2 separate regions of the Homo sapiens genome follow, and region 1 is linked to region 2. The links are chromatin loops, found by intact Hi-C in ENCODE. Cell type or tissue: Calu3. All regions are shown on one strand. Links, peaks and the distances in the headings refer to the core of each region. The heading gives the core; the rest is flanking DNA.

Region 1 (4,403 bases), core at 318-4,317, 340 kb after region 2:
TTTGTGAATCCTGCACACATCCCTTCCTATGTTGGTGTTTCCTTTAGACTGGGCTAGCCTGGGCATCAGTGTAAAGTGTGTGCAGTTGGTCTCTGTCCTGTATCCTCTACCTCCTTCCCTACCGGAAAAGTCACCACTTTAGTCCCTGGCCACCAGCACACCCCAGGAGGGTGAGTGGCCTGAGGTAGTTATGGCACTTAAAACTCGCTTGCTACTGATTTGGAACTCAAGCCCCAAGACATCCCCTTAGATGATCTGAATACGCATTCAGGGACAGATCTAGGAAGTTTCTAAACAACACTTAGACTGGGGTCTTCGGTTGAAAATCCTTGAATTTGCCACCTGGGGAATGAAGTCTGAGGGGCTGAGACTGAGACAAGAGAGCACAAGACTAACTTTGGTCTCTTGATCTTTGCTTACCTGGCAACTGTCAGTGCCTCCGGCCAAATGCCCAGCACAGAGTTCGGTGGATTGGACTCTTCCATTCAGAAACTCATAGCGATTGCACACTTTATTCTCAATCACAGGGAGCTGGGCTTCCTTGAGAAGGCCAGCTCCAAAAGTACCTGTGTTTAAAAAGATGAAAGAAATGGCAACTGCACCCAAAACACATTCAGGAGGATATTCCAGAACAGAGCAGCGGCACTGGACCTCCTGTCTGTGAGGCTGCAGAACACGAGGCAGCTCCCAATGCCGCTGGAGTCTCTGACCCTGCAGAGTGTAAACATCATATATGATTCTGTGTTCCTGAGCCCTGGAATTAACAATCTGGGCTTTGTCGTGTTGGTTTGGGGTTGGTTGTTGTTTCTTTACTTTTTGCTTTTAAAACTATAAAGAATAATGTTTAAAATGTAGAGTCTGAAAAATGCAATTGCTATTTTTATATACTCTTTTTTCAGATGTTTTAATATGCTTCTTTTACTAATTACATCATAACACAAAATTTCACATCTTGATTTTTTCACTCATCATTGTGTCATGAGTTTTGTATAATGCTATGATCTTCATAACTAATATGTTAAGGGGAGCTACTGCTTAATGAACATGAGGTTTCCTTTGGGAATGAGGAAAATGTTCTGGAAATATGATGATGGTTGCACATGATTGTGAATGTACTAAATGCCACTCAGTGGTACCTTCCAAAATGGTTAAAATAGTAAACCTTATGTTTTGTATATTTTATTGCAATAAAAAAGAATAGTCATCATTTACCAAGAATTAACCTTTCCAGACACAAGCTTATAATGCGATGTATCTCACTTAATCCTCGCAATAGTCCTGTGAAACAGGCACTTTTATCATTTCTGTTCTACTGTTAAGGAAACTGAGGCGTAAGGAGGTTGTGTAGTTCAGCCTGAGCCTGGGTCTGTGGAGTCACTGCCCAAATGCTTCCTCCCCATGCGTGTTGGCCCCACTCTTGCTTCCAGCTTTCCACATCTTTGTTCATAAAGTTCATTCTTATTCCTTAACATTTTCTGAGTCTAAGTTCCCATAAATTACATAGACATATTTCTGTCTCCCAATAACGTTGCCAAATTATTTTCTAAAAGGGTGTGACAGTGTACCGTGCCACTAGAAAACAATCACTTCACCTCACTTGTATGAGTCTTCAATTTTTAAAATATTAGCTAATCTAATAGGTTGAAATTGTCCTGATTCATTTTCTAATTTACACTTCTTTGACAATTAGGGAGAGTGAACATTCTAGTTGTATTTCTGCCTTTGTGAAAAACTGCTTTATTTTCTTTGCCAAATTGAAATAGAATGTCTGCAAAATTGCCAGAGAAAATGCCGTTTTTCCAGATAGACATGCCCAGGGATGTCTCAGTGTCGTCACAAATAATCTAGTTTTCCAATTTTGCAAGCCCAGGTTTCATTAAAATTTTGCAAAACTCTTTGCTTTGCGAGCATGACACAGGTAAGAACCGAGGCACTCTCTCTTTCCCCAAAGCCTTCGACTGCATTTAGATCATTGTCTCGGGTTCAGAAAACCGACACTGAATCTGGAGTTTACATGAGCAGCATGGAAGAGGCTCATCCCAGCGCCTGGCTCCAGAGCCCAGCTCAGCCCTATCTGGGCAGAGCTGCAGGGAGGAAGCTCCTCTTGACTACCAAGCATTGGGCAGTGGGTGCATCACCTGGACTGTGTAGTTGTGTGAGGGAGCACCCTTCTCAAAATGTTTTGCTGAAAATTAAGTTAGGTGTCACTGCTCTGGGATCTGCTCTCTGAGCAAGGCAAACACGCTGATAAGGGGGAAAACCCACCATGAGTTGCTGGGAAATTGATGCAATCTGTGAGTAGGTGCTGCCTTCCAGTGGTAGATGTAGAGATGGCACCTCTGAGGGCAGAAAGGCCACAGGTGACCTGAGGATTGAAGCCCTCCCCGATGGGGCGTTGGGGAGAGGGCAACAGGGAAAGTCCAGCAGCAGGATCAGCTCAGTGATTGCAGATGATGGCTGACCTGGAAAAACCCCTTGGCCTCAACACCTCCAAACTCTGCGTTTGGAATATCCAAGTCAGGGAACATCTGGAAACATGAAGGGAAGAGCAGGAGAATTTCAACTTCCCTCTGAGAAGCAGAGAACACCCATTGCTTCAATGTCATTATTGACATGTAGAAAATTGAGGAGCAGGCCTGAGTTATGTTTTGTGACTCATCCTGGTGGTTGGCGGTGGGACTGAAGAAACAGTGAGTGGGCTCTGGGCTCAAGGTCCAGCTACAAACTGGTTATGTGATGTCTATTGTTAATGATAGTGATGGTGGTGGTGGTGGTGGCAGTGGTGGAATGGTGGTGATGATGAGGGTTGTGATAAGGGTGGTAGTGATGGTGGTGGTAATGATAATTGTGCTGGTAGTGAAATGATGGTGACGGTGATGGTGGTGGGTAGTAATGATCATGGAGGTGGTGGCGGTGGTGATGGTGATGGTACTGGTGGTGGTAATGATAATGCTAATGGTGGTGGTAATCATAATTACTATCATGTTGATAGTGGTGATGATGGTTATGGTGATGATGGTGGTGATGGTGGTGGTAGTGGTGGTGGTGATGATGGTGGTGGTGATAATGGTAGTGATGATAATGGTGATGGTGGTGGAATGGTGGTGATGATGGTTGATAATGATGGTGATGGTGGTGATGATGGTGATGGTGATGTTGATGGCAGTAATGATGGGGGTGGTGGTGGTGGTGGTGGTGATGATAGTGATGGTAATGTTAATGGTGATGGTGGTGGAATGATGAGAGTGATGGTGTTGGTAGTGGTAGTGATGATGATGGTGGTGGTGATAGTGATGATGGTGATGTTGAGGGTGACAATGGTGGTGGTGGTAATGATAATTGTGATGGTGGTGGTGGTGATGATGTTGGTGGGGATGATGATGGTAGTTGTGGTTGCAATGTGGATGGTGATGATGATAATGATGATCATGAGGCATAATCTTAATCCTCACAATGACCTTATATGTTGGTACAGGTGAGAAAGCTGAGGCTAAAAGAGATTAACTAACTGCTCAATCTCACAAGGAAGATGGGAGAGCCAGAACTCACACACAGATCTTTATGATTTTAGCTTCGTGCTTTCATCAGTTGAGGAATTGTAGAGGATCTGTTTGCTTTTTGGCTGCCCAGCAGCCTATCACACTATATCCTATAATCCTGTTGAGGGAACTACACTTTGCCCCCATCTTGGTATGAGTGTGGTCCTGCGTCCACCTCCAGCATGGAACAGCTGATGCAGGTTGGAGTTAATCAGTGACGGGTTTAGGGGCAGGCTGGTGACACAAGTTCGACCTCTCAGAGCTGGAAGACTATTGTTTGTGTAATGGGGAGAGTGGCCTTCCTTATTTCTTTTCCTGGCAGAGCCAGAGCCACCACAGCATCTGCAGCCACGAGAATGTCACATTTGTGCCCAAGAATAATGGACAGGGTCTGGGGCCATGATGTGAGCCTGCAGAATTTTCAGTTCACTAATGATTTCTCTTTTTTGCTTAATCCAACTTAAGTTGCATTTTCTGTCACTTGCAAGAAAGAGTCATGTTAGATACAACTCTATTCCATATTATTATCAGGAGCTGCCATGATGGACTTCTTAGCATGTGCTTGGTGCTTGGTGCACTTTCTTATTGTTTCTCCCCCAATAGCCCTGCAGCCCACATTTCAGCTGAGGAAACAATCAACAAGAGTTCACAACCCACCCACCCTTCCTCCCTCCCTCCCTCCCTCCCTCCCTCCCTCCCTTCTTTCTTTCGTTCTCTTTCTTTCCCTTTCTTTCTTTCTTCCTTTCTTTCTTTCTTTCTTTCTTTCTTTCTTTCTTTCTTTCTTTCTTTCTCTTTCTTTTCTTCCTTCTTTCCTTCTTTCCTTCTTTCTTTCTTTCTCACATAGAGTCTCACTCTGTCACCCAG
Region 2 (4,403 bases), core at 188-4,187:
GTTTCTTTCTTGGGTGTTTATTACTTACAAATACAGTTTTGTTTTATTTACAAACTATCTCAAGAACGGCATAAGACACAGCTTTTTTTGACATATATTTTGTTTTCAACATTTCAACATATACTATAAAAGTGTTAATCATTCATTGTTACTGTAAAATTGTACATAAACTGTAACCAAAAATTGTAATTGAAGTAATATATATAGCAGCATAACTTAACTTGATTTTTTAAACAGTAAAACCAAATCAGAATTTACTACAGCTGGTGGGAAGATGGGTACTTGGGAAAGCTGTGGAGAAATGGACACTGCTCTCCTCAAAGGTGAGGAACGGGGGACAGGGAAGTGATCTGCAGCCACCTGCAGCAGGGGCAGTTCCTGTTGCTTGGCAGACAACGCCCTCTTCCAGTCTTTCCTCCCCATCAGAAAAGATGGTAAGGGGGAAAAAAGAATGGTAGTGTTGGTATAGAAAGAAATGTGTAATTGAATACTGCTGGCTGGTATGGAATAGCGTATGGCTGACGTTTTAATCTTCCTGTCAGATTTAGAAAGGTTGCTGCGGAGTTCTCTATCTACACACCTCATTTCTGTCCCTCTCATTGTCGTTTTCCTGAATACTGTTAAAACACCTCTTATACCATTTTAAACGACTGCAATTACAAGAGGATCTGTCCACTCAAATCATTATGTTCCAGAAGAAATGCTGTTAACGGCTGTCTTACCAAGGTACAAACCTGTAACAGGACTGTGTGGTTTTCCTATGACATGGCCAATGCATTCATTCATCAAGGCTTGTAAACTCTAGAAACCAAAAGAAAATGGGAAAGGTAAAGAGAAAACATGCATACTTTCTTAATTATGTAAGTAGCACAAATTAATTTTCAGTATATTTTTAAAAACATGCTACCCAAAATATTTTCAGTTAGTTTAAAAGAAAATAGGTATAAACACAAATTGTATGTAATTTAAAATAATACAGTGTATTTCATTTTTATAAGTAAAAGCAAATTAGCTGTCAATTTCCCATAACACAATAACGTGTACAAGCAAAGAACTTTTCATGTAATCGTCTCTACTACTGGGAGAATAAAATAAATGAATTCACACTTTGAGCAATATCATGCTAATCTGATGACACTTATCAGACTAACAGTGATAATATTTAACACGAGCATGATGCTCTCAAAATGATGCACACTGAGGTAAAAGAGCTAATCCTTGTTCTGCCCCAAAGCAGCAGCTATGATGGCAGTAAAAATATAAATCTCACAAATATTTTAGAAGGGCCAGGGTTTACAAACCAGACATTGACTTAGTTGAACACTAATGTTACAAAAAGAAAAAAAATCTTACTCTGCTATGAGGAGTACTTTAATTTCTCAGCATTATCATTACATGATATGCTGAGATTAATATCTCATGAAAAAAACCACTATTACATATAAAACATATACAACCAGAAAATAAGGAGTGACTGGCTTATTTTATAATGAAAAAAACTTTAGAATAATCCATACCAAGAAGTCATCTTCTGGTAAAGCTGAAATAAAGGCAGGTTCAATTGCTTGTAGAAAATCAAATCCTTGAGTCGCCCACCTGGTACACGAAAAAGTTCAGTAATCACATAACAACCAAGAAAACGCTGTAGCAGTTTTAGACTGTACAATACTGAAAAGTAACATAATTATAATTACTATTTAGGACAAGACACTTTTTTTTGCTTGGGTTCAGTAAGTTTACAGCGTGACCTTTTGGAAAGGAGAATAATTTTTTAAAATTTAATTTTGTTTTGAAACCAATGGGAAGCATGGAAGAGGATTTTAGACATGATAGGTGCCATCTGTAATTCAACAATTATTTATTTGTAATTCAACAAGTATTTATGAGTTTTGTAACACAAAGTTCCTACTTTGAATCTCAGATGCAGCAAATGTGTTTTCTCTAACTTGGAGAAATTGCTTAATGACTTTAAGAAAGTGCCCCATGCTATCCCTCCATTACAAATTACAGAACACTCAGCTATTTCTCACACAGTCATGACACTTTAATAACTATGTTTACTTTAGTGGAGCTAGTATTGAGCCTCACAGACGATTCACCCATTTCACCCCTGCAAATTCCAAAATGGTTTCTTAATGAATAAATTTCATGAGGGAGGAAAATACATTAGTCATCAGGAAGACTTGTCAAAGGAGAACATGAGTTCCCTTAAAGGTAACTCAAATTTGGAACAAATTTAAAAAAAAATTTTTTCCCAAGAGTTACGCAGTTTTCTCTACATATTTTTCCATTAAAAAAAACCTGATCACCGAAGAGTTTAGAGTGTTCCCTTCTGTGTCGTCTGCTCAAAAAGAATCCCACAGAACATATATGAACAAATACCACCAAGCCCACATGACACATTTCAGAAACATCCTACTTGGTCATTACCTGGGTCTTGTACCTCTACCACTCTCACATTTAGTCAGGACATAATTCATCCACTTCCGGGCAAAGCTTATATATTTGTCTCCTATCTTCTGTCTAAACTCCCCAGACATCAAACGAACAACTTCTTTATGATACTGTAAGAAGATTTCATGTATATCAACATTAAGGAAATGATCATTAAATAATATCACACACTATAATGCCATGTCTAAAATGTTTTCTAAAAACAAAAAGTGAAATCCAATTAAAATTTCTATATTTTGAATAGTATGAAGAATTATGGAAAGTACAGTGTTTCAAAATGCAGTTTCATAAATGTTTTACTCCTGAGTTTAAATTAAGAATGTGCTTTTATGACATAAAACATCTCTTTAAAGTTTTAAAATGTAAGTAGATGGCTGTTAGCACAAAATAAAAGTTGGACAATTACCTAACAGTTTAAAAGTAAACTAACATCTCTGATATACAGCAGTGATATAAGATGATATTCTTGATTAAGCTATGATTACAATATCAGATTTACTGTAAAAGGTTCCAAAAACTTTCTGTAAGTTATCAAGCAATTACTAAATTGTACCGTGTTTCCTCTTATTTTGAACCTACCTCAAATCCAAAATTGTACCCCTGAATCATTGCTTCTCGGTAGTACTGTTGCAAGGTGACAGATTCAGATTCATCAACCTCAGCATCAAATTCTGATGTGAACATGTGGTCCACGCGGTCAATGGCATTGCTTATCCTGTTGCATAGCTCCAATGCATCATTCTGAAGAGTCCAAACCATGATTAATGCAAAATGAAGCAAATCATACAATACTTACCACATTTTAAAGGAAGATTTCGTTCATCATCACACAGACATTAACCACTACAAACAATTCAGCCACTTGGTAAAGGAATTACCAAATATAGAAGAAATTATGTCATTTTATTTGGCATTCTTAAATAGAAGAGAAAAAAATGCATTTAAAATGATACAGTCTAGTTATAATCTGCTCTTGGAATAGATGCTTTTATCTTCAATATTTTTATACATCAACCACCTGTTGTTTTCTCCTCCTGGACGGTTGCTCAACCATAAGTACGGGTGCAATTCCACAGAGTGAAAAAGTCCATGTACTTCTAGATGACCTCCTCCGATCGTGCTGTCCTCATTTCCCTGCTACTCCCTAGTCCAGGGGTTCTCTTCTGGGGCAGATTTCTCCCCCTCCCCTCAGCGTCTGGAGACGTTGTCCAGAGAAGTTTTTGATGGTCAAAATTTGGAGGAAAAAGTGGAAGTACTGGGATATGGTGAGTAGAGGCCAGGGATGCTGCTAAACATCCTACAATGCGCAGGACGGCCCTCCACGACCAAGAGTTACGGGCCCAAACGTCCACATCCAAGAGGCTGAGAAGCCCTGCCCTGGCTCTAAACATCCTACAATGCGCAGGGCGGCCCTCCACGACCAAGAATTACGGGCCCAAACGTCCACATCCAAGAGGCTGAGAAGCCCTGCCCTGGCTCTAAACATCCTACAATGCGCAGGACGGCCCTCCATGACCAAGAGTTACGGGCCCAAACGTCCACATCCAAGAGGCTGAGAAGCCCTGCCCTGGCTCTAAACATCCTACAATGCGCAGGACAGCCCTCCACGACCAAGAGTTACGGGCCCAAACGTCCACATCCAAGAGGCTGAGAAGCCCTGCCCTAGCTCTAAACATCCTACAATGCGCAGGACGGCCCTCCACGACCAAGAGTTACGGGCCCAAACGTCCACATCCAAGAGGCTGAGAAGCCCTGCCCTGGCTCGAGCTTTTGTCACCTCTGTCAGCAACATCACAATAGCTCCAAATCGGTCTCTCTCTCTACCCACCCTTACACACGAGTGCACACAAGGTCTCCATCAGGCAATCCCCTTACTATGGTTACAAAATATTCTTCCAGCAATCCATAGAGAGAGATAACCTAAATATTTAGTTAATAAATGTTTATAG

Evidence for each region. A loop is a pair of places that touch in the nucleus more often than their neighbours do. Peaks named below come from ENCODE experiments on the same cell type or tissue, not always from the same donor. Only the 100,000 strongest peaks of a DNase experiment are listed, where the experiment ranks them.
Region 1: a loop joins it to region 2, with 3 times the contacts of the local background. A loop is called at or near these places in 2 of 110 quality-filtered maps.

What each region holds. Positions count from the first base shown.
Region 1 is chr6:160,748,278-160,752,680 of GRCh38, reverse strand. It overlaps PLG (plasminogen), which reads right to left. Exons shown (of 19, transcript NM_000301.5): 18 at 421-566. Among named protein-coding and RNA genes, the nearest start is that of PLG, 48 kb to the right of the region's middle. In Calu3, for the core only: a CTCF peak has its summit at 2,281 (motif pointing left); a DNase peak (open chromatin) is centred at 2,300.
Region 2 is chr6:161,090,171-161,094,573 of GRCh38, reverse strand. MAP3K4 (mitogen-activated protein kinase kinase kinase 4) reads right to left here. Exons shown (of 27, transcript NM_005922.4): 12 at 3,034-3,195; 13 at 2,431-2,564; 14 at 1,518-1,596; 15 at 723-801. Among named protein-coding and RNA genes, the nearest start is that of AGPAT4-IT1, 70 kb to the left of the region's middle. In Calu3, for the core only: no CTCF peak of the experiment used is centred there; no DNase peak of the experiment used is centred there.